Regions from separate parts of the Mus musculus genome. Here regions 1, 3 and 4 are each linked to region 2. A link is a loop called in an ENCODE intact Hi-C map of the cell type or tissue named here. Cell type or tissue: gastrocnemius. All regions are shown on one strand. Links, peaks and the distances in the headings refer to the core of each region. The heading gives the core; the rest is flanking DNA. Region 1 overlaps Jak1 (Janus kinase 1). Region 2 has its middle 25 kb from the start of Gm12796. Region 3 overlaps Jak1 (Janus kinase 1). Region 4 overlaps Jak1 (Janus kinase 1).

Region 1 (5,000 bases), core at 1-5,000, 150 kb after region 2:
TGGATCTGTCCTTGGAAGTCTTAAGACCTTGAAGAGAAGGCAGCACACAAGCTCTTGACACTAGCCTTGGAGCAGGCCCTTTGAGACTATATTGTTCTTTAAGGGATTACCTTTGAGTAAGGAACAGGTAGAAAGGGCTTGGGTTTTCTAGAAGTACTAGTGATTAAATCCAGGGCCTCATGCACATAAGTCAAGTGTTTACCCAAGTGTTTCTGCTGAGCTACACTTCTAGCCCAGGGCTTTGAGTTTACAATGTGTGAATTATATTTTAGTCTCAGCAAAAGGCAAGTTCCTGAATTTGGTGAAAGAGGAAGGTTGTGTTCTTGTTGATCAGATAGGGTTACCTGCCAGCCTCAGAGTAACTGCAGCCTTTGTTTTCATGCTAGCCAGTGTGCCACAAAGGGCGAAAACACACCTGCCTCTTGGCCATGAAACCTCAGAGCTCCTTAGGGCTTTAAAGCCCAATGGTCTTATTTTTTACATGACCTCCCTTCTGGTGTTAAAAGAAGATCTAACTTCCCTAGGGATCATGGTCCCCGGGAGAAGACAGCATCCACGGAATTGAGAAGGCCAGGGGCTAGGATGTGCTTTACTTGAAGGTTGCTGATACAGACCTCTGATGTAGCTACCACCTCTAACAGCAGAGACTGGAAGCCAGTAGCTTTGGAGGGAAGAGTGGGGGAACAGCGTTGAATACTTGGGTGGCTTTTCCCGAGGCTCTTCTGAAACGGAGCACTGAGAGTGCCTTCTGTCTACTTTTCTCACTTGCTTTAGAACTCTGAAGGTCTGAGTTTTCACTCACTGCTCTGTGATTCATGGGAAGCCTAGAATGCACACCAGATCTTGTGCAGGACTGTCCCATTGGGTGATAATATTTGAGCAGCTTCCACTGTAGCAGTACCTACTACTTTCAAAGTAGTGTAGTGACTATCTTATTGTTTATTGTTTTTTTTTTTTCCACATAGGAAGTTGGTTTCAGGGATATTCAGTGAATTGCTCAAGGCTTCACAGCTGATGGCATCAGCAGTAGTATAGTAGTGACAGTGAATAATAACAATGGCTACTGACATCTTAGTGAGTGTTTGGTCTGCCTGTTTGAAGGCCTTCCATGTTGTAGACCATTTAATTATCAGAAGAATTCAGGATGCTTGGCCAAGACTCCAAGTGAACAAAGATTGGAGATTTGAACACCCTGTCTGACCTGAATACACTGATATGTCCTCCCCATTCCATCTTCATATGCTTTGCATAGGAATAGGTACTGTGGTCAGCTATCTCTGGGACACAGGGTATCTCATCTGAGGGGAGGGAGAGAAAGCTGAGGAGCCCAGTGTGGATCGTCCTCGTATTAGTTCTCAGAACCTGCAAATTAGAGAAGAGCTAAAATCAGGAATGTGTAACACAAAGAGTGTCGTTACAGGTTGCTCAATTTCTCTGCACTTGTAACTAGGGTTCCCAGAGCCAGATACTCTGATCTAGGTTTTACACTGCAGTATACATCGCTTTGTGGAATAGAGAAAAGGCAGGGAAAAGCCAGGAAGCCAGACAGAAGCATATGATAGATAAGTAAGCCCTTGGTCAGGCCCAGCACTCAGGCCCACACACCACTGAACATGTGTCAGTACCTATTCCCTGGGGCCTCCTCAGGATGGGCAGGTGTGATGCTGATTTCCACTTAGTTGCTCCTTGTAGAAGATGTCTGCATTCTGATGCACAAGGCTGGAACGCTCTGGTGGAAGACTAAGGTGGTGGTTGATCATGACGACAGTGGCTGCCAGTAGTGAAGCCTTTACTGCATACTAAAGAAAGCTCTTCTGGGCATGGTCTCATCTGTTTCACTTAGCAACCTGAGGAGGGCACAGCTTTCTTGAACGAAACATCCTTATGATGGTGAAATGGCTCCCTCTCTCACAGGTCAAGTGTAGTGCAGGTCCCCACACAGATAACCAAGCCTGAGCCACTCTAGACTCATCCTACTCTCTGATTCCCAGATGGTCGGCCACCAGCCTCTGTCTGCCCTCGTGCCACCAGTCAAATAGCCTCATTGTATTTGACTCCTTTCCCTCCTCAAGATGGCTGTACAGAGCCTTTTTATTTAAATTGTATTTTCCCAGGCTAGCATCAAAAGAGAACCGTGCAAGGAATGGGCTCAGAAAAAAGGAGCACCCAGATGACTGAAGCCAGTTTCTGGTACTTAGATTTGTACCCCAGGAAAGTCAGACTAGAGCTGTGCCTGGATGCTCTGTGAAGCCTTCCTCTCTGGCTTAGCAAGCTCTGTGGTTAGGTTGCTGAGTCTCTTTGAGCCTTTGTTCTGATCTAGAGTACAGATAAGGATGTTGACAATTCCTGTCTCTTGAGCTTAGGCAGAGGAGTTAACAGTTTCTTATAGAACTGTACCCAGCATAGAGAAAACAGAACATATGAATGTAAACAAAAAAAAGACCATATGAATGAAAACAGAACAAAAGAAGATTTGAGGGGCCCTTATTGTACTCATGTAACCAGTGTTGTAACCTATTGCTTAGCAGTTTATTTACACTAGTCTGTGTGTGGGTTCTGTGAACTGTGCCTTGGAATTTCTACAGAGTTTTGGGAACTTTCTTATCAGAATCCAAGAATTAGAACTCCCATGTGAGAACTCATTGTCATCCCGTGCAAGAAAGTGGAACAGGGAGATCATCTGTGAGTTGTCACTTCCCCAGTGGTACTGGTCCAGCTAAAGGAAGTACACGGTGTGTTCAGGGACTATGTCAGGTCTACCTGATTCCCAGAGGATTCTGTACTATGTCTGAATTTGGAAGGCAGCTTACAAAGGATAAATTCCTTAGATCCTATGTAACCCAGGCCTGGCAGACCTGGTCATGCATTGTGTTTGCTGTTTATCTTAGTAAAGTTTGGGAAATGGCCTACTCCTAAGCCACATGTGAGGTTCTAGCTTCATTAGCAAGATTTCTAGGATCCTATTCTAAGTTGCTTTTCCCTTTCATCTGCATATAGCTTGTACTTTCCTTTTTCACAGAGTTCCCTAGCCTCAAGGCATCTGTGTTCCTCATTCAGTTCACCCCTGGTGCTTCCTACATTTAACAAAGTCTTGTTGGGAACTGGGAAATAGAGTGCTTGCCTAGCATGCACGAGCCTGGTAACTTGTCGAGCATTCGTTATGTTCTAGGCTGTAGGCATAGAGCAGAACATGAAACAGACATGGTCCCCGGCTTCTTGAGACTGACTTTTGTCATTTGTTTTATTATTCTTTTGGAGACAGCCTAAGCTATTCTCCAACTCACTGTTTGCTCTCAGGTGCTGAGATTATAGGCATGTGCCATCATACCTGACCATTTCCCAAAGGAGCCTTCCCTCACCTCAGATCCTGCTGTGTGAACCCTGGCTAAATCATAGCTCTCCATGTGCTCTCTGACTCCTGTTGACTCTGTCATTAGCCTGTGAGCTCCTGGAGGGTATGAATTAAGCATTTACCCGATACAGACTTGTTCATGATGTAACTAGCAAACCCTTGTGTTGGGTAAGCCCCATGGCTCAGCACACAATGCTAGCCATGCCAGTGCAGAATGCTGCTTAAAATTCTCTGATCTTTTCACAGAAATCTCCAATCTGCTCGTAGCCACTAAGAAAGCCCAGGAGTGGCAGCCTGTCTACTCCATGAGCCAGCTGAGCTTTGATCGGATCCTTAAGAAAGATATTATACAAGTAAGTCCCCACTAAGGGTCTTTGTCCAACTTTGGTCCTGACACCCCATAGGGGAGCCCCCTAGAGATTTAAGTGTGTGTGTGGGTAAAGTCTGCTTTGGGGATATTCTAGTGGAAAGAGAACAACGAGGTAAGGCCACGCAAGCCCACCTTTCATTTTACCCAGTCTTGCTGTTGGCCTTCCCCTGAGAGACTAATCCTTGATGGACTTGGATGAGGAGGTGTGGACTACCTGGGGTAGAGGAATGGGATCACTAACATGTCAGTAGAGGTTGGTCTCAATGGAGTCTCCACCCCACAGAGTGCTGTGTAATAGTGCTCAGTCCTGCTTTTTCAGAAGGGACTTCTGAAAGGAATAGAGAGAAGAACAAAGACTACAGGGCAGGGCAGAACAAGAGCTGGCTTCAGAAAGGGGACCCTTGGGGAGCTCAGAGCATTGCCCCAGCCTTCCTGGGATAGCCTTTGCTACCCAGAATATTCAGACTAAGCCAGACCCACAGAGGCGCTTACACATCTGCGGGTAGTTGCCACCCTCAGTAGCATGTGTGGTTATGTAAAATCTAGTCTTGGAAGGGCAGAACTCATTTCCTAGGGAAGGACACTAAAGCAGAGGCCCAGAAGATGAGTCACCAAGGCTCTGCTCGGACAGAGAGAACTGTGTTGATGGATGCTGACGTGGACATTGGTCTTTGTGGGTTCTGTTACCTAGCCCTTGGAATTAAGTCTTCTTCTAGAGGAGAGTAATTGTCTTAAAAGCATATGCCTTTTATGGAACGTTCTGGGAATGCAGCTTCCCATAATGCTGATGGATCACCTCATGACAGATGCAGCTCTAATGAATAGTTGCAGGACTTTGCCAGAGTACAGCAGATAGGGAGGATAAATGGCCACTCTGCTGTGACAGATAACAAGTGGTGGTATTTGTGTAAATTAATATACCCGATTAACAGTGGTGTCTCTTTCTGTAGGGAACAGGCTTCCTAGATATCGACCACAATCCATTTTCTATGTTTGCAAGAGCTTCCATAAGAGCTCCTGTCTACAAGCTTTGTGGGGCTAATGTTAGCAGCTCAATATTATTATGTTTTATGAATCACATTTTGATTTTCAAATATTAGAAATTAAAAATGAGAAATATTGAAACTCAGTTCCGGAAGGGTCCTTAGAAACAGATCGTTCTGTGCATGGGCTTATCCGTCTGGTGGTACCGTCACCTTCCTTCACGTGAGGAAAAACCCAGCGCAGCCCTCAGCTTGGGCTGATGCAGACATGATTGATGCTTTTCAAGTGGCTTGT
Region 2 (7,925 bases), core at 1,121-6,120:
TTGTGGTTGATGTTTATAGCCAAGGCTAACTGAGGTAAAGACGTTGGTGGAAACCTCCTTTGCTTCAAGCAGTGTTCTCTGGCCTCAGTCTCTTTGATCAAGTACACAACTTACTGCAGGCATGTGTTCCATCACAGTACTATCCCAGTTGAATAGTAAACATTGGAGAATCCCCCTGTTTGCTGTTTAGGTTTTGAGAATTTGAAGCAGCAACTGGAATCTAGTACAGAGGCTAAGCCCAGAGGGAAAGAAAGAGATGGAGGAGGAGGAGGAGGAGGAGGAGGAGGAGGAGGAGGAGGAGGAGGAGGAGGAGGAAGAGGAGGAAGGAGAGGAAGAGGAAGAAGAGGAGGAGGAAGAGGAGGAAGAGGAGGAAGGAGAGGAGGAGGAGGAAAAGGGAGGAAGAAGGAAAAAAGAGGAGGAAGAGAGGGGAAAAGAGAATGGGAGGGGAGGGAGGGGAGGAAAAGAAGGAAAAAGGAAAGGAGAGGAGAGGAGACATACTACCATAAACCTAAGAAGGAAATACCCTTGTTGGAGAAGCTGAATCAGTGTCCAAAAAGATCATTTCCCCCTACCATCCTGGAGCAAAAGTGGTTGGGAAAGTAGGTTGATGTCTATAATCCTAGCACCTGAAAAGTAAAAGAAGGATTGCAAAGTGAAGGTCAGGTAGGCTACAAAAAATGAAGAAAGGAAGGAGAGAGAGAGGGGAAGGGGGAGAAGAGAAGAGAAAAAAGTGAAGCGAGAAGGGAAGGGAAGGGAAGGGAAGGGAAGGGAAGGGAAGGGAAGGGAAGGGAAGGGAAGGGAAGGGAAGGGAAGAGAGGAGAGGAGAGGAGAGGAGAGGAGAGGAGAGGAGAGGAGAGGAGAGGAGAGGAGAGGAGAGGAGAGGAGAGGAGAGGAGAGGAGAGGAGAGGAGAGGAGAGGAGAGGAGAGGAGAGGAGAGGAGAGAAGAGAAGAGAAGAGAAGAGAAGAGAAGAGAAGAGAAGAGAAGAGAAGAGAAGAGAAGAGAAGAGAAGAGAAGCTATTAAGGTCAGAATTAGAAAGTAGCCTCTAACCTCCCAAATAGTGAATAGGCCCAGTAATTTTGGAGGAATTATAAGATATGGTATAGACCCTGGGTGTAAGACCAGAACTTCAAAGTTCTCTGATATATTTTAGCACCAAGAACAAACAGCATCCACTCAGTCTGGAGTATTTTAAAAACTTAGAACATTGAACTGGAGAGATGCATACTCATAAGTTTAATTCAGCAATTAAGACTGCGTACTGCATACTACAGAAGACCCCAGTTCTGTTCCCTGCCTCTATGTTGGGTGGTGTACAACCTATAACTCCAGCCCCAGGGGGATCTAATGCCTCTATAACAACAACTTCAGGGGGATCTGATGGCTCTGACCTCTATAGGTGCTTCTCATCCACATACCCACACCCATGCCCATGCCTGTGCCTATGCCTATACCCAGACACATAATTAAAAGCAAACTAAAATAAGGGCAGTGCAAATGGGACATCTGTATCATATTCCCTAGTCCAAGGATCAAGGACCATCATGGAAGAGGGGTGGAAAATTCTAAGACTCAGAGGTCAGGGAGGACTGGAGAGAAACAATTTCTTCTTGACATTGCAGGACCACCCCACCCATGACCTCACAGCAGCTGGAGTTGCCTACACAAGACATGCACAGGGACAAGGCAGTCAGCACTCCAGCAGGGAGGGGGAGGGACTCATGAACCCCTACCCCAGCTGATGTCTTGGCAGTTGATGGCTTCCAAGGGTGTGTGTGTGTGTGTGACAGTTTTCTTTAAGGGTGTGGTCCATGGTAGGCCCACTACACTTCAGTGGATGGTCCCACACAACATAACAATATAGGAAGCACAGACTGGGGACAGTGGGCTGTAGAAATACGAAGAAGTCAGAAAGTTTGGGAAGGGTAGGGAATGAGAATGGACGGATCTAGGAGGAGTTAGGGGGAACAGTATCCGGGCAGTGCATGTAATCAAAATGCATTGTGTGCATTTGTGAAATCATCAAAGGATTGATAACAATTATATTTAAAATGATAGAACAAACCAGGAACTGTGGTGCACAGCTTTAATCCCAGCACCCTTAAGGCAGAGGCAGGGGGATCTCTGAGAGCTCAAGTCCAGCTGGGGTCAACATATCAAGTAGCCAAGAATACACGGTGAGATCTTGTCTCAAAAAGTAATAATAATAAAACAAGAGTGTTGAGGGACCTCTGTTATCCACATTGTCTCCATCATATCCAGAGGCTATGGTAAATGATGACTAAATTAGGGAGAACCAACCCTAGATGGTTAAACTACTAAAAAAAAAATTGGATATTTCAAAATAGCTATGAAAGAGCTATTACTCAAGCTTGGGCCCAGTTGCATAGGCTGTGCATGCAGCCAGTCAGCCAGGAAAGAAGTAGACCTTCTCCTGATGTAGGAGAGAAGGAGGGAGGGAGAGAGGGAGTGTGACGGTTTGAATATGCTTGGTTCAGGGAGTGGCACTATTAGGACGTGTGGCCTTGTTGGAGGAAGTGTGTCATTGTGGGTGGGGGCTTTAACACCCTCATCCTAGCTCACTAGAAGCCAGTCTTCTAGTGGCCTTCAGATGAAGATGTAGAACTCTTGGCTACTCCAGCACCATGCCTGCCTGGATGCTGCCATACTTGCACCTTGATGATAATGGACTGAACCTCTGAACCGGTAAGCCAGCCCCAGTTAAATGTTGTCCTTATAAGAGTTGCCTTGGTCATGGTGTCTGTTCACAGCAGTAAAACCCTAACTAAGACAGGGAGGCAGGGAGGAAGGGAGAAAGGAAACAGAGGCAGGGACAGACTTAACTCAACTGCAAGAACTAAAAGTCAAGAGAAGTACCAGGGAAATGATGTAAGAGAGAATGCAGTGATTAGCCAGTCAAAGAGAGTGTGGTCTTTTGGGTCTCCCATGTTTCCCCCGGTGTGGAAGGCCACTTTATACTCTGACTGAAAAAGTGAAAAATTACATTGAACGATCTCTAGAAATATTTCCAGTTCTGAGATGCAATTATTCTATCAAGTATTTTAGGGAAAGGATTTTGAGTCTCCAAGTTTTTCTGTAAACAAAATTAGTGGAAAGTTTTGAACAATATGGAACTCATAGTCAGGCACACACATGCAGCTGCCTCCTTCCTGATGATCTTGCTTTTGGTGGATAAATAGTTTTTTTCCAGTTTTAATTACATTTTATTTATTTATTTGTTTGTTTGTTTGTTTGTTTGTTTATTGTGTGTGTGTGTGTGTGTGTGCACGCAGTGTGGCACACACGTGGAAGCCAGAGGACAGTTTGCAAGGTCCATTCTGTCCTCTCACCCTGTGGGTCCCCAGGACCAAATTCAAGTTGTCAGGCTTGCCAACGGGAGCTACCTACTGAGATAGCTCACCCCAGCTTCTCGTTCTTTTTATAAGTTTTGTTCATTTATTCTTGTGTGTACAGGTGTTTTGCCTGCATATAGATCTGTGCAACACATGCATGCAGTGCCTCAGTAAGCCAGAAGAGGGTGTCAAAACCCCTGAGCCTGGACTTAACAAAAACTTAGAAGCCATCTCAGGGGTGATGGGGTTCAAACCCACTTCCTTTGGAAGAGCAGCCAGTGCTGTAAGCCCACCCCTTCCTGTCATCTCTCCAGCCCAGCATAGTTTGTTTCTTTTTCATCTATCTATCTATCTATCTATCTATCTATCTATCTATCTATCTATCTATCTATCTATCTGTTTTATTTATTTGTTTGTTTGTTTGTTTACAGACAGGTCTCACTTTGTAGAGACTGGCCTGGAATTTGCCATATAGATGAGGCTGGCCTTGAACTCACAGAGATCCATCTATCTCATAGCCTCTCTTTCAATCTCTCTCTCTTTCTCCCTCTTTTTCTTCCTTTCTTTTACTAATTATTTAAGTTAGCATGCAAAATAATGGGTTTCATCATGAAATTGTTCTAATACAAAATATTTATCAGGTTTGTGTATGCTTGCACACGCACCACAGGACACATGTAGAGAGATCAGAGGACAACTTAGAGGAGTTGACTCCTTCTACCACTCGGGTCCTGGAGATTGAACTCAGCAGGTCTGGCTTGGCCACAAACACCCTTAGCTCCTCAGCTTTCTCGTCGGCCCCACCCAGACATTTTTGTTCTTTTCTCAGTCTTCAAGCATATGTATTGAGTTTTTATGACTATTGTAATTGCCTAAGAACACTTTCTAATGTTTGTGTGTTTTCATGACTACCTAAAATTCCATTGAGTGGACATAGTGCAATTTATTACTCCCTAGGTACTTGGTGACTCAGTTCTCTTCAGTGTTTCGTTATTACAAAGAGCAGTGCCCTAGATTTTTTTTTTGAACCCACTGCAGCTCCATTTTGCTCTTAAAAAGTACTGTTTGCACACACACACACAAAAATTTAGAGCTCATTTGGTAACAAATTCCAAAGCTCAAAGCTCACTGGGGTCACTGGGGAAGGGTGATTGGTAAGTTATGATCAGCAAGCATAGAGGACCTAGAAAGACGCCATCTCAGGTCCCTCCCTGGTCTGACTTTCCCCAGACTGGCAGTCTCCACTCACTCCCAGTTTCTTCTCTCTCACAACTTTGGCCCCTGAGAGGCTCCAGTCTGCTTTGGAGATGGCCACCCAGGTCTACACTAGAGAGATGGGAGGTAACATTGCCTGGCCAGAGCTTTTAAATCTTTGGCATCTAACTTCTGACAAGGGCAGATTCCCTGCCCTTGTGACCTGGATGGGACCTTCTGTTCTATGATGAGGCAGGATTACTTAGTGTCTGCTGTGTTCTACTCCACACAGACACATCAACAAGACAGGGCTCCTCTGAACTTGTGTGAGTCTAACACCCAGATCTACTGAGTAAGCTCCTTGCATGTGTTAGATCTTAGGGATTTTGTTTTCCTTTTATTGTACACACACACACAAATTACTAATTTAATGATTCTATGTGTACAATTCAGTAGCATTCAGAACATACCTACTGTTGTGTAAACGTCACTCCTTCCCATATGCAGAATTTTGTCACCCTTCCAAACTGTAGTCTTTAAATTACCATTTTCATAATTCCTTTAGATATAGCCCCCGAGTCCATTGTTTAGAGAAATATGCAGGTACCTAACTCCCAAAGAAGGGTGGGGGAGGGAGAACATGATCATTGGTCACTCCAAGTATCTACTGAAAATGCCATTAAAAAAAAATTACTTTGCCTGTTTTGTAAATGTGATGTCTGCATGCTGGTGGCCAAAGAGCCAGAAGAGGGCACTGGATCCCTGGAAGCTGGAGTTGTACAGATAATTGTGAGCCACCTGGTGTGGGTGATGACAACTGAACTCAGGTCCTCTGCAAGAGCAGCAAGCACTCTTAACCACTGAGCCATCTCACCAGTCCACACCCCTTCCCCCACCCCCAGTACCAAGATCTTTAGTGGCACAGAACACTGGTGTGCATTATTTTATGTGCCCTTGTCCCACCCACCACAGGCCTTTTGCCTGTTTGGGTGTAGTTGTTTTTCAGTGTTAACCGAGTCGAGCTCTCATGCACACCAGTGTGTGCCTCACCAATGAGCTGCATCCTCATCTCACAGGACTGAAGTGTGGGGAGGGAGTCGGACCTGCTCAACATCTCCCATCTTACTGTCCACTCGAGGTGGGGTCTTCTCATTCCCAGGATGTTTCTCTTTCATGACATCTCAGAAATGTATTGTGCAATCAGACCTCATGATTCAGCGAGCCCACTTCTTACTCTTTCAGGTTGTAGAATAAGAAAGAAGGACCCCAAATTTGAAGTCAGTGGCTGGGCTCTGTAAGCATGAGCCCACAAGAAGTCCGATGGCTGGCTTAATCTACTAACTCCCACCTCGACAGGATTTACGGTAATAGCGTAATGTTGTACAATGTGGTGATTTTTGTAAACACCAGAGTGGAGAATGAGTTACTGACCCCTTCACTTTTACTGTAAAAGTCTTAAAATATTTGCTGGTATTACTAAGGCAATTTTTTAAAATGCTAGAGAGACCATTAAGAGGAAGCACGGGCACTTTTGCTGCTGTTTCGTGCCTTGTTCAGAGAAACATTCTGTGCCTAATCACCTTTGATTGCTTTATTTTTTTTTGTTTTGTTTAAGCAAAAAAAAATACCTTTGCCAAAGACTCCATTTTCAACAAAAATCACAGGAAGAAAGCTCTTGTGAGCTGAAGCTGCCCCCATGCCTTCCTAACAGGGCCAATGGTGTTTGCTATCAAACAATCTTTCCATTAAATTAATGGCTATATATTGGATTAGACACTCACCTTCCATTTGTCAGTCAGGGCCATTTCCTGACACTTACTTGAAAAGCAAACTACACAGGGTAGCTGAAGGAGTTCTTGTGATGGCTTTCACGTCTTTCCTGACCCTTCTTTTTGTATAAGACTCGCAGTCTACCTGTCTTCTTCCGTAGTGAGTAGTGTGTCTTCTCTTTGCCCACCAACCTGATGCTACTCCATAATTTTGCTACTGTTGTGGATCATAATGTAAGTATTTTGTAGACAGAGGTTTGCCAGAGAGGTCAAGACCCACAGGTTGAGAACCTCTAGGCAGGCTGCGCAGGACATGGGGCACAAGTCAGTAAGCAGCATTTCTCTGTGGTGTTTGCCTCAGCTCCTGACTCCCACTCGTGCTTTGAATTCCTGCCTTGACTTTGCTTTATGATGGACTGATATCAGGACATGTAAGCTGAAATCATTTTTTTTCCTTCCTAAGTTGCTTTTGGCCATGATGTTTGTCACAGTAGTAGAAACCTAAGACAGACTGATAATGACAACTTTAAGAGAATATTACAACCCTAGCCTCTTTAGAGCTTTTCCCTCTACTATCCCTAGGGTGATGGTCTTATTTTTATATTTTGCATATAGCTGCTAGAAGGCCAGCCACCAGATTTGTGTTCCAGGTGAGATGGAGCAAAGGATTGAAGATAAAGGTTAGGTCTTCCCGCTGAATTTGAAAGACCCTTTCCAGAAGCCTCATCCTACAACTTTTAACAAAGAAGCAAAAATCATACAGTGGAAAAGGGCAAGAGCGTTTTCAACAAATGGTGCTGATCTAATCAGATGTCTGCATGTAGAAGAATGCAAATAGATCCATATCTGTCTCCCTGCACAAAGTTCAAGTCCAAATGGATCAAAGACCTCAACGTAAAACCAGATACACTAAATCTAATAGAACAGAAAGTGGGGAGTAGTCTTGAACTCATTGGTACAGGAGACAACTTCCTGAACAGAACACCAATGGCTCAGGCACTAAATCAACAAATTAATAAATGGGACCTCAAGAAACTAAAAATCTTCAATGAGACAAAGGACATTGTCAAGAGGACAAAACAGCGGCCTACAGATTGGCTTTACCAACCCTACATCAGACACCTAATATCCAAAATATATAAAGGACTCAAGAAGGTAGACACCAACAACCCAAATAATGCAATTTAAAAATGGGATACAGAGCTAAACAGAGAATTCTCAACAGAAGAATCTCTAATGGCCAAGAAACAGAAATGTTCCAAGTGCTTAGTCATCAGGGAAATGCAAACCAAAATGACTCTGAGACGCCACCTTCCATCACCAGAATGGCTAGGATAAAGAACTCAAGGAGCAGCACATGCAGGCAAGGATGCTGAGGAAGGGGAACACTCCTCCACGGCTGCAGGGAGTGCAAACGCCTGCATAGTTCTTACTGGCCACCACACTTATCAGGCGAGAGCTTACTCCTCAGTATGCTAACTGACCCCAATCTTACTTTGTTTCCAAGAAGGATAACCGTGGGTTAACGGTATCTGTCCCTGAGACCCATCCTTAGACTTTTATATTTTTCACAGCACCCGGTGGGGCCTCTGTAAACCCCGTAGACAGCA
Region 3 (7,925 bases), core at 1,371-6,370, 120 kb after region 2:
TGGAATTTATTTTGGTGGCATCATGGAAGTTCTGATTTTATTTAGGGGCCTGGGTTTGTAGCACACACTTGCCAATCTGTCCACAGCTGGATTATGTGGAACACTGCTTCAGTGAGGTTTCAGAAGTCATCATACCTGGCTGGGCACTCATCAGAGACCCTGATAGGTGATGAAACCTGTTACATACTCCTGGAACAGAACGACAGGGTCGGAATGGCAGCTAGAGCCCCATTAGTTGCAACTTCACTCTCCCCAGTTCTGCTCAAGTGAAATTGGTCAGATCCCAAGGTGAAGACCTGAGAAGGTCTGAGAGGGATTCTGAGCCAACAAAGGCAGATACAATTTCACTCAACATAAGTTTTGTACACACAGCCATATTCAGAGATCTGAAAAGATTGCATGTCTGTTTGTTATCAGAGCATTGAATTCTGGGTAGGAAGGTTAGGTCTGGGTGAGCCGCACTACTGAGTAGTAGATGTCCTGTCCTCTGACTTCTGACTCTGTGTTAGGAGAATGTGTGGTAAAAGTAATTCACTTACTCCTAGGAGCAGCCTCCCGAGCATGCATATCTGGGCTGCAGGATCAGTGGAGGTTGAGTCACCAGCTGTGGAATGCTGTCTTAGACTGTCTGTCAGTGAAGCCCCAACCCTGCCCTTCAGTCAGGACCAAAGCTGTGGGAAAGTTCTGACTCATTCACATTTACACTTGACTCACAGAAAACCTCTAGCGTCTCATTTTATTTTATCCAACCAAATGTTTTGTGTGTGCCTGCATGCGTGCGTGCGTGCGTGCGTGCGTGCGTGCATGTGCACATTGTGAGTGAAATATACAAATGATATTTGAGGTTATTTGCTGAGCTCACTTTTGTTGTCTCTGGATATTTACTCCAGAGCTGGTGCCAGGGTTGGGTGGGGGTTGTGGGGTAGGGGAGCTCTCAGCATGGTAGTGCAACGGATGTGCATCTGTTAGTGAAGTGATGCTTGGAAGGACGCATGCCATTTTCATCAGTCTTCAAGAATCCTGTGCATGTACTTTCCCTGCTACCTTCTGAGTCCCTGCCCTCACACAGCACGTGTATGCATACAGGATTTGCTTGTGCTGAAGGGGGTTGCATGTTCTCAGGAGATGGATCTGTAGGAAAAAGGCCAATTCCTTAGTGGGCACTTGGGCTCCTCTGGAACCTGGGCCAGACTTCTCCCTTAGTTTTGTCTGATCTCTGTATACTTCTGTTCAGCCTCAGTCAGGGTTTTATGCTTTGCCATTCTGTCTTCTTGTTCTCTTCCTAGTTTTCTTGTTTAGAGTATTTCCCATAATCAGCTTGTATTCTCACATTTCTTGTGTCTTCCCATCCCTAAAGGCTCCATTCATGTTCTATCCACTTCCTTTGCAGTGGTCAGAGCATTGCATTCTTTCCATGGGCCAGGTATTTTGCCAGACATATCTGTCTGCCATATATATCTGTTATCTGTCTATCACTTACCTATCTATCATCTGTATTTATCTTCTACAGAATTAAAAAATAAACTAAACACTTAGGATTATCCTTATTGCAAGAGAAAATTCATTTGCAGAAAATTAAAAGCTGCTTGAACCAAGGTGTTAAGGTTCTTCTTGTCCTGACCAAATTCCCCATGTTGGTTCCCCTCAGAATTTTTGGGTTTGACTGTTAGCACCTTCTGTGCTCACTGACAGCATTCTCTTTGGTCTTGGTCAGGTGTGTTGTACATTTGGCAATCAGTCACTGTGCCTCATTAGGAGGTGTGGCTTTGATGACTATTTTACTGTGTTCTGTTCTTCCCACTAAGCTGCATGCAGACTTTACCTGATGACTCTGCGTTTGTGTTATTTAAAGAGGTGCAGGAGTCAGTGAGGTATTTCTCTAGCTATATTAACCCAGTTAGGCATTTATACCCTACCATAATGTTTTCTTCAAACCATCCATCCTCGTCCTCTTTTTATACTTTGATTCCATAGAAAATACAGACCAGACACACTGTGGCTGGGGTTTGTATCATTTTCCTGCCTTGTCCTTCACCCTCAACCAAAAAGCAGAAAAAGTAAATGGAATAGCCAGTCAATTGAAGGGTTATCTGTTAGATAGACCAAGGTTTTTGACCAGAGTGATAGATGTAGGCATGCTGTAGACCTATGTGGAACCTCACCACAAGATCTCAAAGTGTCTCATTAAGTTAATTTTACCTCAGGACAGATGCCTCTGGGTACCTTTTCTAGTTAAGAAATAATTAATGACTTCTAATTATACCACTTGCCACCCAGAACTCACAACTCACCCATAGTTCCTGTTGACAGCCACACACTAGACTGCTCTCCCTTTTCCAGTGGAAAGATGGTTGAAGTATGGTCAAATTTTTGACCAGATGCAAGGTAAATAACATAGAGTTTGAGCTTGTCAAGTTCTGTCAAGACTCACTGGGAAGTGTGACCATATGTGGAAATACACCACAGGTAAGGATAGGGGCAATTGGCAGAACTTCAAATGGGTCTCCAGCCTTGAGATGTAGTTTCTAGCGCTCTGGGGAACCATGGTTGACCCTAGAAGGTAACTATCTAGGAGGGGACACTAGTGAAGACGGAGTTCTCTTGTGTTCAGGCCCTACCCAGAAAGTTATGTTGCAGTGTCTTTAGCTTCCTAGTGTGGGTGAAGAACAATTAGGTGAGCTCCAGAGGAAGTGTGGCTTGCTGTTTTATACTCAGCTGGGCAGATGCACATATTAAATAAAGATGGGAATAGGGAAAAATTTACTCTTTGTAATTTTGTTGAGTATTTTATACTAGTGATTTTCAAACTGTAGATCCTTGTTCCTTAGTGGAATGTGAAATCTATTTTCAGTCTTCAGCATTTTAAAAGAATATTAGATGGAAGAAAATAGGGTAGCATTGAAACTAGTGAATGGCACCCAGTGAGGGTTAGACTCTTTTTCCTTTTTGCATTTTTGGATTGCAGTCTCACTGCAGATATAAAGAGTGAACTTGCAGCTGTGCTGAAGGAAATGGGTATGGAGTAGGGAAGAGAAGGGTGGTCTCAGCTCTACCGGCTGCTGCAGTAGGCTGGAGCCTTGAGGTGCTCTGTATGGCACCAGTGCCATCTGCTCAGAGCTGTGACTGCAGTTAGTTTAAGACCTGTGTGTGTGTGTGTGTGTGTGTGTGTGTGTGTGTGTGTGTGTGTGTGTGTGGTGGATGTGTTTGCTTTGACTGGGTGGAACCCTGGGTTTGATCTCCAGCCTGGAAGAAGAAAGAAGTGTAACCATAAATATTGATCATAATTTCTTGACTGAGAAATGCTGGGGTCCCTGGAGGGAAATTTTTTTCTTCCATTTTCTCTGACTTTCTTATTTAAATCTTATTTTGAGGCAGCAGCCAACTTATGTTAGATCGCAGTAGATGTGCTGGGGACTTTCCCAGCTCCTCATCTGTCTGAATTGCTTGCGGGGTCTCCTAGGTGGTCTTCCACAAGGCTGCAGGGCTGAGGTAGTCTTCCCTTCTGGGTACTGAGTGTTCAGGGAACCATGCAGGAAGCAGAGTGCCCAGCTGGTGGTGTTGATGAGCCATGGTTGTGGTGCCAGCAGTGGGGGCCGTCCCCTCACTCTCATTCTCCCCCTACCTACTAAGAAGTGACAGGTTTGTACCTGAGAATGCCAAGTGGTCAAAGTGTGGTTTCCTTCAGGCAAAGCCAAGGGCTTTGACGGCAAGCAAGGTTCTGTGACCTTGTTTTCATGACATTGTTGAAATAACATTAGTAAAAATTTGTCAACTTGTGGCACAATATACTTTCCCATATTTGCTTTGCCCTCTCCCCTGTGTATGGACTTGCACATTTGTTTGCACATGTACATGTGTGTGTAGTCCAGAGGCCAACTTCAGGCATCATTTTCCCTAGGCTGTGCAGTGAGCACCATGGGTTCCTCTCTGCCCTTCTCCTGTGCTTGCCTGGAAGCTGGGCACTACCGTGCTGTTCCATGGGTGCTGGAAATCTGAACGGAGCTCCTCGCGCTTATGCAGAAGATACTTCCATTGGTAGGGAGCCCTAGAGCCCATCCAGTACTTTTTCACCTTGCAGAACTTGAGTCTTGAGATCCTAGAAGGTTTGCTCAAAACTAGGCAAGACCTGGCCATTTGTCTCTCCGGGACAGGCTGGCGCAGAGTTTTTTGCAGCCTTCCCTGTTTTTCCGTAATATCCACTCCTTCCAGTTTTTTCCTATGTGCTCCTTCCCCATCTTCCTGGTCCAGGCTGATGCCATGCTGGGCGTCCTTTCTTTTCTTCCCGCTCTTTTCCAGAACAGTTGTACACCTATCTCCCCTTCTCAGTTTTGATGTTTCCAGGCTGGGAGCTGCTCCTCTCCCAGGTGACATCCAAGCCCAAGCCTTACACTGTGCCTTCTTGACGACACACTCCCTACTGCCAGTTCTTGGCATCCTACTAAGTGTTCCTCCAGATAGTGAGGCTCCTGTTTGTTTTAATAGCTGGAAGTAAGCCTCAAGGCTTTGGTGAACATGCTGTGTTCCCTGTTTGTCTTTGGATCTCTTGCAGCCTGCATCTTTTCCAGGAGGAATCCAGCAAGGCATTGGACAAGGAGGTGTGCTACTTACTGGCAGTTGATCCCTGGAATGTCGTAAGCCAGGCCTTTTCATGTGTTGAAGGAACTGTGAATCCTCAATATTGTCAAAGATTTGAAAGCCTCTACTAGGGACAGAATGTGTAAATAAATGCTAGGCTTTATTGTTATGGGACAGATGCTTCAAGTACTTTAGATAAGTGTCTAGGAAGTGCTGAGTGAGACCAGGTATCTGTCCATCGTCTCCCTTCCACCCCTCCCCCAGCACCATTTAGAGACATGGCCTCATTATGTAATCCAGGCTTGGCACTTGCCTTGGAGTTCTGGCTGCCTTCAACCTCATGGTTATTCTGCCCCCTCTTCCTAAGTGCTGGGATGACAGGCTGTGCTGCCAAGCCTGGCCCTGCTTCCCCTTTCTGCTTATCCACTTCTGCCACCATAGTTTTGACCTCGAGGAGAACTGTGGAGATGGCTTCTCTAAATCTTATCATGGCCTCTTTAATAACATTATAGATACATTAATGCTAATTAGTTTAAAAGAGGGAAAGTAAAGCAAAATGGAGCTGCCCAGCATCTTGATGCAGTGTGGCTTTTAGGAAGACACTTACTGACTTTAATTAAACAAAGTACTGTTTGCTCTGTCAGAGACCTCCTCTTTGACTAAAGCAGGTTCTTTGGGAACAAGGCAGAGCCGACCCATTGACTTGGCATTGATCATTTGCTCATCCCTAGAAGTTTATTGTAAATGAAGCAGCATTTACTGTTGTGTGGTATTCCTGGAATCGCTGCTATAGTTAGAAGTAAGTGATTCTGTGTGACAGGAATGGCATAGAGAAAAGCTATAATTCTGACTCGTTGACAGGGAAAAATGCAAGTTTTGTATTTATATTATGTCATTCTCTTGGCTAGAATCCAGCAGCTTTACGGTTTCTTGCTGAGCTCTCAGCAGAATGTTACCCATCTCGAAACGAAGTGCTGGGGTCTCGGGAGAGACAGAGAAAGTCTTTCTGTAATGCTGTGGGTAGGAGGCACTGGTCGTGCAACTGGAAGACAGCAGATGGTTTTCCTGGCCTGTGTGTGTGAAGACCTTAAGAAAGTTCCATGTCCAGGCAAGGTAGGCCTGTGTTGAGGAAGCAGAACACTGCTATTCCTCTAGGGTGGCTGCCATGCTGGAGGGGTGGGCTGGAGCATAGTCAGGGTGGGGCAGTTAATGACTTTGCAGCTCCCGTTTGTTTGCTACAGGGCCTTGCTGTACAGAACAGGTTAACCTCAAACTTACTTTGTAGCCTATGCTAGTCTGGAATTTGTGAGCCTCCAAGCCTCCTGGGTGCTAGATTATAGGCCTGTGCCAGCACACCCAGCTTGATGGGTTCTTTTTGACAGTACCTTTAGAAGACTTGCAATGACATCAGTGTCCGAGGTGGATGCTAGATTGAAAACTACTAAACAGCCAGAGAAGACAGGGTGGTGGCGACTGAAGGAAAGGGCAAGGTCCTTGAGTCCGGAGCTGCACATTAGGACTGCTGTCCCTCATACTGATTAGCCCAACATAGCTCAGACTTCCTACAGATTGAAGTTCCAGTGGTTTACTCTGTCATAATTTGTGAAGTCACTTTGTGCATATTGGGGCTCCTCCTTGACCAGAACTGTATCCATAACCATAATCAGATGAACAGAAATTATGGTCAAAATCAAAGGTTTCCTGAGAGTTGAATTCTGTTTTGTGATATTTAGCTCCTGCCGGTCCTGTGAAATAAATCCTATTTTTATCTCTTCACTTGTACTGTGAATATTGAGGATGTTAAGTAACTTGCCAGGGAAGCCAGATTCAAGTCATTCAGGTCACTAGAACTCCAGCCTTTGTACTTAACCTTCAGCAGACTATTCCTCAGTGTGGGACCAGGATTCTGTTTATTCTGCGTTCTTCCCAGCAGGCTCCCAGCCTGGAGTATTCGAAATTATATATATGTATTTTTTCATTTTCTCTGAATTTGTCAACATTGTATTGCTATTTTCTGCTTTAGAAAGGTTTTTGATTCCTTAAAATAACTCACTGTAGGTTAGATCTTATCTTTTTGAAAGTCAGTATTTACAACAGACTGGACTCTAACTCAAAGAGGCATCTGCCTCCCAAGTGCTGGGGTTAAAAGGCATCTACCATGGCACCTGGAAAGATAGTCTCTGCAGTGGAAATCACCTAGGACATGCAGTGTTTTGTTTAGATTTTTATCCTTGATTTAGTTATGACTCAGTCTTTTTGCTAGACAAAGCTGGCATTGGCCTTTGGCTCGGGTACACTTGATGATAGCGTTCTGGAGCATTAGAACTGTCTAGTTCACTTTCTGTTTTGCCTTCCATCTAAAATTCAGTAGTCTCTGTATCCCTTATACAAATATTAAAACTTCAGGAGCTATGTGGATTGTCATATAGAAGGTGCTGGAACTTTGCCTGTTTGGAAGTGGTTTTGAGTTGGCTGTGTTTAGACTCACAAAACTGTTTTGTTTGTTTTACTTGTCCATCAGTCAGAAACTATCAGAGATACTGCCACATACATAAGACGGTGATAAAGAATCGAGAAGTCTGTAGAATGTCTCTGATTTCTGTCCTGCATAAACCAACAAAGTAACTCTCTACCACTGAATGACGGCTATTTTTCTTTTACATCTTTGCTTGTATAATAGGCAGACAAGCTCACTGCTTTTCACCTAGACACTATGGGTTGCTCATCTTTATTGGTTCCATTTTCTAAGCTTGACAATTATTTGAAGTTCTCAGTAAAGTGTGTCTTTTAAATGACATTCTATGATTACTGCTGGCCCGTGTTTTTGGCACAGCAGATGTTCTCTTGTAGTGAGAAACTTGACTTGGTTTTTGAAGCCAATGAATGATTTTACTCCTTTTCTGCTTTCTCTACAAGTGACCAGGTAAATCAGAGTCTGGCTTATTTTTGAAATGTTTCTTGGATGAAGCCATTGTACAAATGTAACACCAAAATGACTTGTCATCATGAATAGGGGCAGCCATCCTTTCTTGAAAGTAGATCCATAGTGCTATGCTTGAGTTGCTTAGTGTAGGTCTGAGCATGCTTTTTAAATGCTGTGTGACTTATTTTTTATTATTAGAATGTCAGTTCTCTAAGAGTTCATTGTATTAATTCAGCATGCAAAATGCCAGAGTAAAATTGTGTACTGTCTAAGAATCCTGTAGCTAACCTTGTTTCTCAGAGTTCAGATTGTCTTACAAATCTGAGCTACAGCACTGGAGGTCAGCTTGAAGATGAGATACACTAGTATTGCTGTTTCAGATGGTGCTTTCTGGATAGTGCTGTTTGCAGCAGATATTGAAGAATGG
Region 4 (5,000 bases), core at 1-5,000, 150 kb after region 2:
CCCATGATTCCCTGCATTTCTCTGACTTCAGGCATGCTGGCTTTCTCTTCTTTGGGCCTTTGCCCTATATGAAATTGCTAGAAGCACTGACCTTTTGCCAACAGAAAATGAGAAAGCTAACTAAATCCTGTCACTTTTGTTATCTTATCAGGTTGTTCCTGTTGAAAAGGAAAAAAATAAACTGAAGCGGAAAAAACTGGAATATAATAAACACAAGAAGGATGATGAGAGAAACAAACTCCGGGAAGAGTGGAACAATTTTTCCTATTTCCCTGAAATCACCCACATTGTAATAAAGGAGTCTGTGGTCAGCATTAACAAACAGGACAACAAAAACATGGTAAGCTCGCTCGAGACCTGCCCAGACTGGATGTGCTGGTGAGAGACTATGTGGCACATGATTTCCAGAGTTTGCTGTCCCCAGTTAAAGCTCCTTTGATGGTCCCTTTGAAGCCAGAAGTCTCATTGCCAGCCCCTTTCAGTGTCTGCTCCAGAGTTCCACTGGCACATCCCAGGTGCTTGGCTCTTACAGATGTCCATCCGCTTTAGGGTTTGTTGACCACATAAAGACATTTCAGTGTCAGTATTTAGTTTATAAAATAAGTGAGTGGTGGGCCAGAGAGATGACCCAGCAGTTAAGAGTAATTGCTATTCTTCCAGAAGACCCCAGTTTGCAAGCCAGCATACATGTCCTGTGACTCAAAACCATTTGTAACTCCAGCTCTAGGAAATATGATGCCTTCTTCTGGCCACTGTGGGCACTTGCACATGTATGGCAGGCACATATACATTAAAAAGTGGATAAGAAGGAGAAAGAATTAGATCAGTTCTTTCTTTATTGTACCATGTTGATGTGGTAGTTGGAGGCCTGTCCTGGATAAGAGCCTCTGTTTGTGGCCCTCCCCTGGCCCTGGTACCTTATTTCTTCCCTTCAGTTGCTTCTGCTGATCTAATTCCTCCCAGACTCCACCTCCCTAGATGGTCTCTACCTCTCTGGATTCTCTTAAGAGCATAGATCCACTATACAACCAGACCCACATTCCCAATCCCAGAAATTACCAGCTGCCCATTTGTCAAGGAGCAAATAGTGGGGGAAGAGAAGGGACTCTACAAGGACAAGGTCCCAGAAAGCCCTGTGCATGCATGCACTAGGACCCTAGAGCAAAGCTGGATCCAGCACCTGGCCTCTTTGCACTGTCTGTCTGTCTGTCTGTCTATCTATCTATCTATCTATCTATCTAATTTTTTTTCTGTTCCTTCTGTCTTTCTGATGTTTGGGCCACTCTTGTGTGTCATAGATCTTTTCCTGAAGTTTATTACTATAGGCTCTGTCCATTCCCAGGCAGTTTCATACTGTTAACCATAACTTAACCTCTGATCTTAAAAGGAAAAGATGGAGCCCACAGAGGTGTGCCTGCTGAGCTGGGTAGAAGGAAGTCGCACTGGGCTCATGAGTAGGCCACAGAGCAGCCCCAGTGGTGTCAGGCTCACCCAGGGGCTCGAGGACAGCAGAGAGGGTGTTATCTCGCTTTGTCTTTTCTGGTATCACTTGAGGACACAGCTTAGACAAGCAGGCCAGCTTGGCAGGGAAAGTGGTAACTCTTCCAAGTAAACATGTTTTTGTCGTGGGAAGTCACCCCTGATAACACGTGTTGAGGCCAGGCTAGTGTGACAGCCATGCCTACAAAGTGAAGGCCATCAGCACCAGGGAAATCTTGTTTTGCTTAAAACAATGACAGAAAGATAATGCACAGCGCAAGGGGAGAGCCCAGTGAGGCAGCACAGAGGGCCACTCTCCCCTGTGCAGAGGCTGCCTTTCTGACAACCTCCTAGAAATCAGTTTGACAGCCTATGGCAAAAATCTTGAAAATATTTCTGTGGGTTCCATTTAGGAACCCAGTGAACATGTTTTCCGGAAACTATGAGGTACAGACAGTGGCTTATGAATAAGAGTATTCATGTCAGGTCTCTGAGTTCAAAGCCAGCCTGGACTATAGAGTAAGTTCCAGGATAGCCAGGGCTACATGAAGAAATCCTGTCTTGAAAAACCAAAAAACAAACCAACAAAAGGGGTTTATTTCAACAGCATTTGCAGTCAAAGTACTACAAACAACCTGGGTATAAAATAGAAGGCTACTCTTAACAACTTTCCAGGTGTCAGCTGTTTAATTACCATGTTAACTCGGTGGTGGCAGAGGTCATCCCTATTTTACAGAGGCACAGAGGTTAAGTGACCTGTTAAAGACACAAATTGTTGGTTAAACAATTTGAAATTGCCAGTAGTTGCCCATTTTGACCTATAAAACATCGAGTTGAATATGTTTGAGCCTGGTAGCAGGTGGGGATGCTGTGAACTTGAAGAGGCTGGTTACAGAGCCTGCGGTTCACACTGTGCCTCTCTATAGATCCGCCCTTTGAGCAGGTAGTACTTGGCTACTGGTCTTTCATGAAAGCAGGATGCCAGCGTGTTACCAAGTCTTGCTTTGATCTCTCCATCTCTCACACACTTCTCAGGCTTCTGCTATCAAGAAACCAAGGTGCTTGTATGCCAGGTGGGGTCTGATTCAGCCCGCCACCCCCCTGCTCTAGAGCATTTGAAATTTGCTTTTCAAAGGTATCTGAAGGTCGATGCCAGCCAGTGGAGTGAAGTAATTGTGGTGTGTTTTCTCTCACCAGGAACTCAAGCTCTCTTCTCGAGAGGAAGCCTTGTCCTTTGTGTCCCTGGTGGATGGCTACTTCCGGCTCACTGCAGATGCCCACCATTACCTCTGTACTGATGTGGCTCCCCCACTGATTGTCCACAATATACAGAACGGCTGCCACGGTCCAATCTGGTTGGTTCCAGAATTTTCTCAATTACCTTTGGTGTGAAAAGAGCCCAGGTTTTAGAGGTAGAAAGTCCCCTTAGCTCTGCATGTGGCCAGTTGTTGAGGGTGGGGTGAGTGGCCATACACTTGGAGGCTGTCTTCTTTGTGAAGTATGCTACTTGAGCCCCCACCAGCCCTTCCTGTCATTTCCTGCCATGGCTCTTAGAGCATGCCTCAACTACTCCCTTAATTTGATCTCTGCTTCTCATAGATTAACCCCTTCACTTCTCCAAAGCCAACTCCTACTCTGTCCAATACTGAGCACTTGAAGGGAGACAGGAATGCAGATCTTTAAATCTTAAGAATGGTCCTCATCTGTATTCCACGTGACAGGTTTAGCCCCCTTCTACCCATCATGCTCTGTGCCCTTTGGGCATCAAGACTCACTGCATTTGGGAATACAGAGGAACATAAAGTGTGTTCTCTAATACTCTTTTACTCACCACTGAGGTATTTATTCTGCTTGTCATCAATTAAGCTCGCAGTGAAGGAAGTGAACCCAACTGCCCCAACGGGCCAAGTGTGGGACTCCACTCAATCCTTAGCTACTCTTACTTCCTAGTATTAAGGTACACTTTATGGTAAGATGTGGAGACATGTCTTTGTAGATTTTGTGACAGTAAAGCAGACCTCTGTGTGTTGGGTGCAGTAGGTGAGTTTTTTTCCTAGAAATTGGAAGCTCTGGATGTCTCAAACTCCTTCTCACCACGTGCTTCATACCACGCCAGAGAGGACCTTAGGAGCCAGGCAGGTGACAGGGTGTGGCTGGGTGTCCCTGGCAGCTTGTGTTCTATGGTTTGAGCCTCTGTCCTTGCCTACTTCTCTCTCCAGCACAGAATATGCCATCAATAAGCTGCGGCAGGAAGGGAGTGAAGAGGGGATGTACGTGCTGAGGTGGAGCTGCACCGACTTTGACAACATTCTTATGACTGTCACCTGCTTTGAAAAGTCTGAGGTCAGTGGGGACATAGATGTGGGCCAGGGGATGCAGCTACAAGGTATCTGTTCACTACCACCCAGCCCAGGAACTGTGGGAGAAAGGAACACCAGGGTCTCTCTCTGAGCAAGTCTCTGGTAGTCTGGAAAGAATATCCTACCTGATAGGACACTCAATAGCACGACTCTGTATTCTTCCTATGTCTGGTCCTCCCTCCCTCCCTCCTTCCTTCCCTCCCTGTCGCCCTTCCTCCTTTTCTTCCTCCTCTTCTTTCCTCTCCCCTCCTTCCTTCCCTCTTCTCCTTTTCTTCCTCCTTCCCTTCTCTTCTCTTTTCTCTCCGGAGAAGGACTGTAACCTTAGAAGGTAGAATGTGACCAGAAAACCGCCATTCCATCAGGCACATGTGAACTTTAGCTTAATTATCTAGAGTGACTTACTCTATAGCCAGTGGCAGAATCATCAAACCTAGAACTGTGTTTGCCTGTGGCATTCTCTGGTGTAGGCTAATGTCAAAGAGCCACCTCGTCAACATGGCCTGTTTCCCCCAGCAACAGCTTTGGGCATTTTAACATAAATTGCTTTCCCAAAGTGTCTGCTGCATAAACAGCCAGATGCAGCTCCAAACGATTGCTGATTCATGGTCCCTGCAGTGCCTTTTCTATTCACGCAACATTTTAGAATGCTTAAAAGGTTTTAGAGAATTTTAGAAGATGTCGAGGGTGAGGTTTTGTTTGTTGTGGGGTTGGGCTTTTCTTGGTGTGTTTGTTTGTTTGTTTGTTTGTTTTGAGACAGGATTTCTCTGTGTAGCTCTGGCTGTCCCTGATCTCATAATGTAGACTAAGTTGGCCTTGTGCTCACAGAGATCAGTGGCCTCTGCCTCTTGAGTGCTAAGGTTGAAGGAATGTTCCACCAGGTCCAGTGAGGGTGGTGAGTTTTATGTTAGTCTACATTAAATCTACCAGCAATAGTGAGACTCACCCAGACTGGAAAACTGAGTTGAAAGAACCTGTTGATGGAGGCAAAGCATCAGACACAGGAGACAAGTGTTAAGAGAGCCCCGAGGACTGGGCTCTGTCAAAGTGGAAGGAGGAAGTCACATAAGGAACCCAGTGCTGCCAGATGTACTGGGTAAAGTTCCAGGAGTGTTCCTGAACAGCCAGACCTCAGGGCTGCCTTGGGCTTGGTGGCTTCCTGTT

What was found. A loop is a pair of places that touch in the nucleus more often than their neighbours do. Peaks named below come from ENCODE experiments on the same cell type or tissue, not always from the same donor. Only the 100,000 strongest peaks of a DNase experiment are listed, where the experiment ranks them.
Region 1: it touches region 2 in a loop (2.8-fold over the local background); 34 of 42 quality-filtered maps call a loop at or near these places.
Region 3: a loop joins it to region 2, with 3 times the contacts of the local background. A loop is called at or near these places in 2 of 42 quality-filtered maps.
Region 4: a loop joins it to region 2, with 2.9 times the contacts of the local background. A loop is called at or near these places in 33 of 42 quality-filtered maps.

What each region holds. Positions count from the first base shown.
Region 1 is chr4:101,165,248-101,170,247 of GRCm38, reverse strand. It overlaps Jak1 (Janus kinase 1), which reads left to right. Exons shown (of 25, transcript NM_146145.2): 12 at 3,599-3,705. Among named protein-coding and RNA genes, the nearest start is that of Gm24468, 19 kb to the left of the region's middle. In gastrocnemius, for the core only: a CTCF peak has its summit at 1,895; a DNase peak (open chromatin) is centred at 1,884; H3K27ac peaks cover 383 bases.
Region 2 is chr4:101,316,411-101,324,335 of GRCm38, reverse strand. No RefSeq gene overlaps it. Among named protein-coding and RNA genes, the nearest start is that of Gm12796, 25 kb to the right of the region's middle. In gastrocnemius, for the core only: CTCF peaks have their summits at 3,524 (motif pointing right) and 5,289 (motif pointing right); no DNase peak of the experiment used is centred there; H3K27ac peaks cover 1,081 bases.
Region 3 is chr4:101,195,539-101,203,463 of GRCm38, reverse strand. The region is part of intron 1 of Jak1 (Janus kinase 1); the gene reads left to right. Among named protein-coding and RNA genes, the nearest start is that of Gm24468, 13 kb to the right of the region's middle. In gastrocnemius, for the core only: a CTCF peak has its summit at 4,942; DNase peaks (open chromatin) are centred at 3,562 and 4,906; H3K27ac peaks cover 2,578 bases.
Region 4 is chr4:101,172,908-101,177,907 of GRCm38, reverse strand. It overlaps Jak1 (Janus kinase 1), which reads left to right. Exons shown (of 25, transcript NM_146145.2): 8 at 152-340; 9 at 2,677-2,834; 10 at 3,699-3,822. Among named protein-coding and RNA genes, the nearest start is that of Gm24468, 11 kb to the left of the region's middle. In gastrocnemius, for the core only: no CTCF peak of the experiment used is centred there; no DNase peak of the experiment used is centred there; H3K27ac peaks cover 1,309 bases.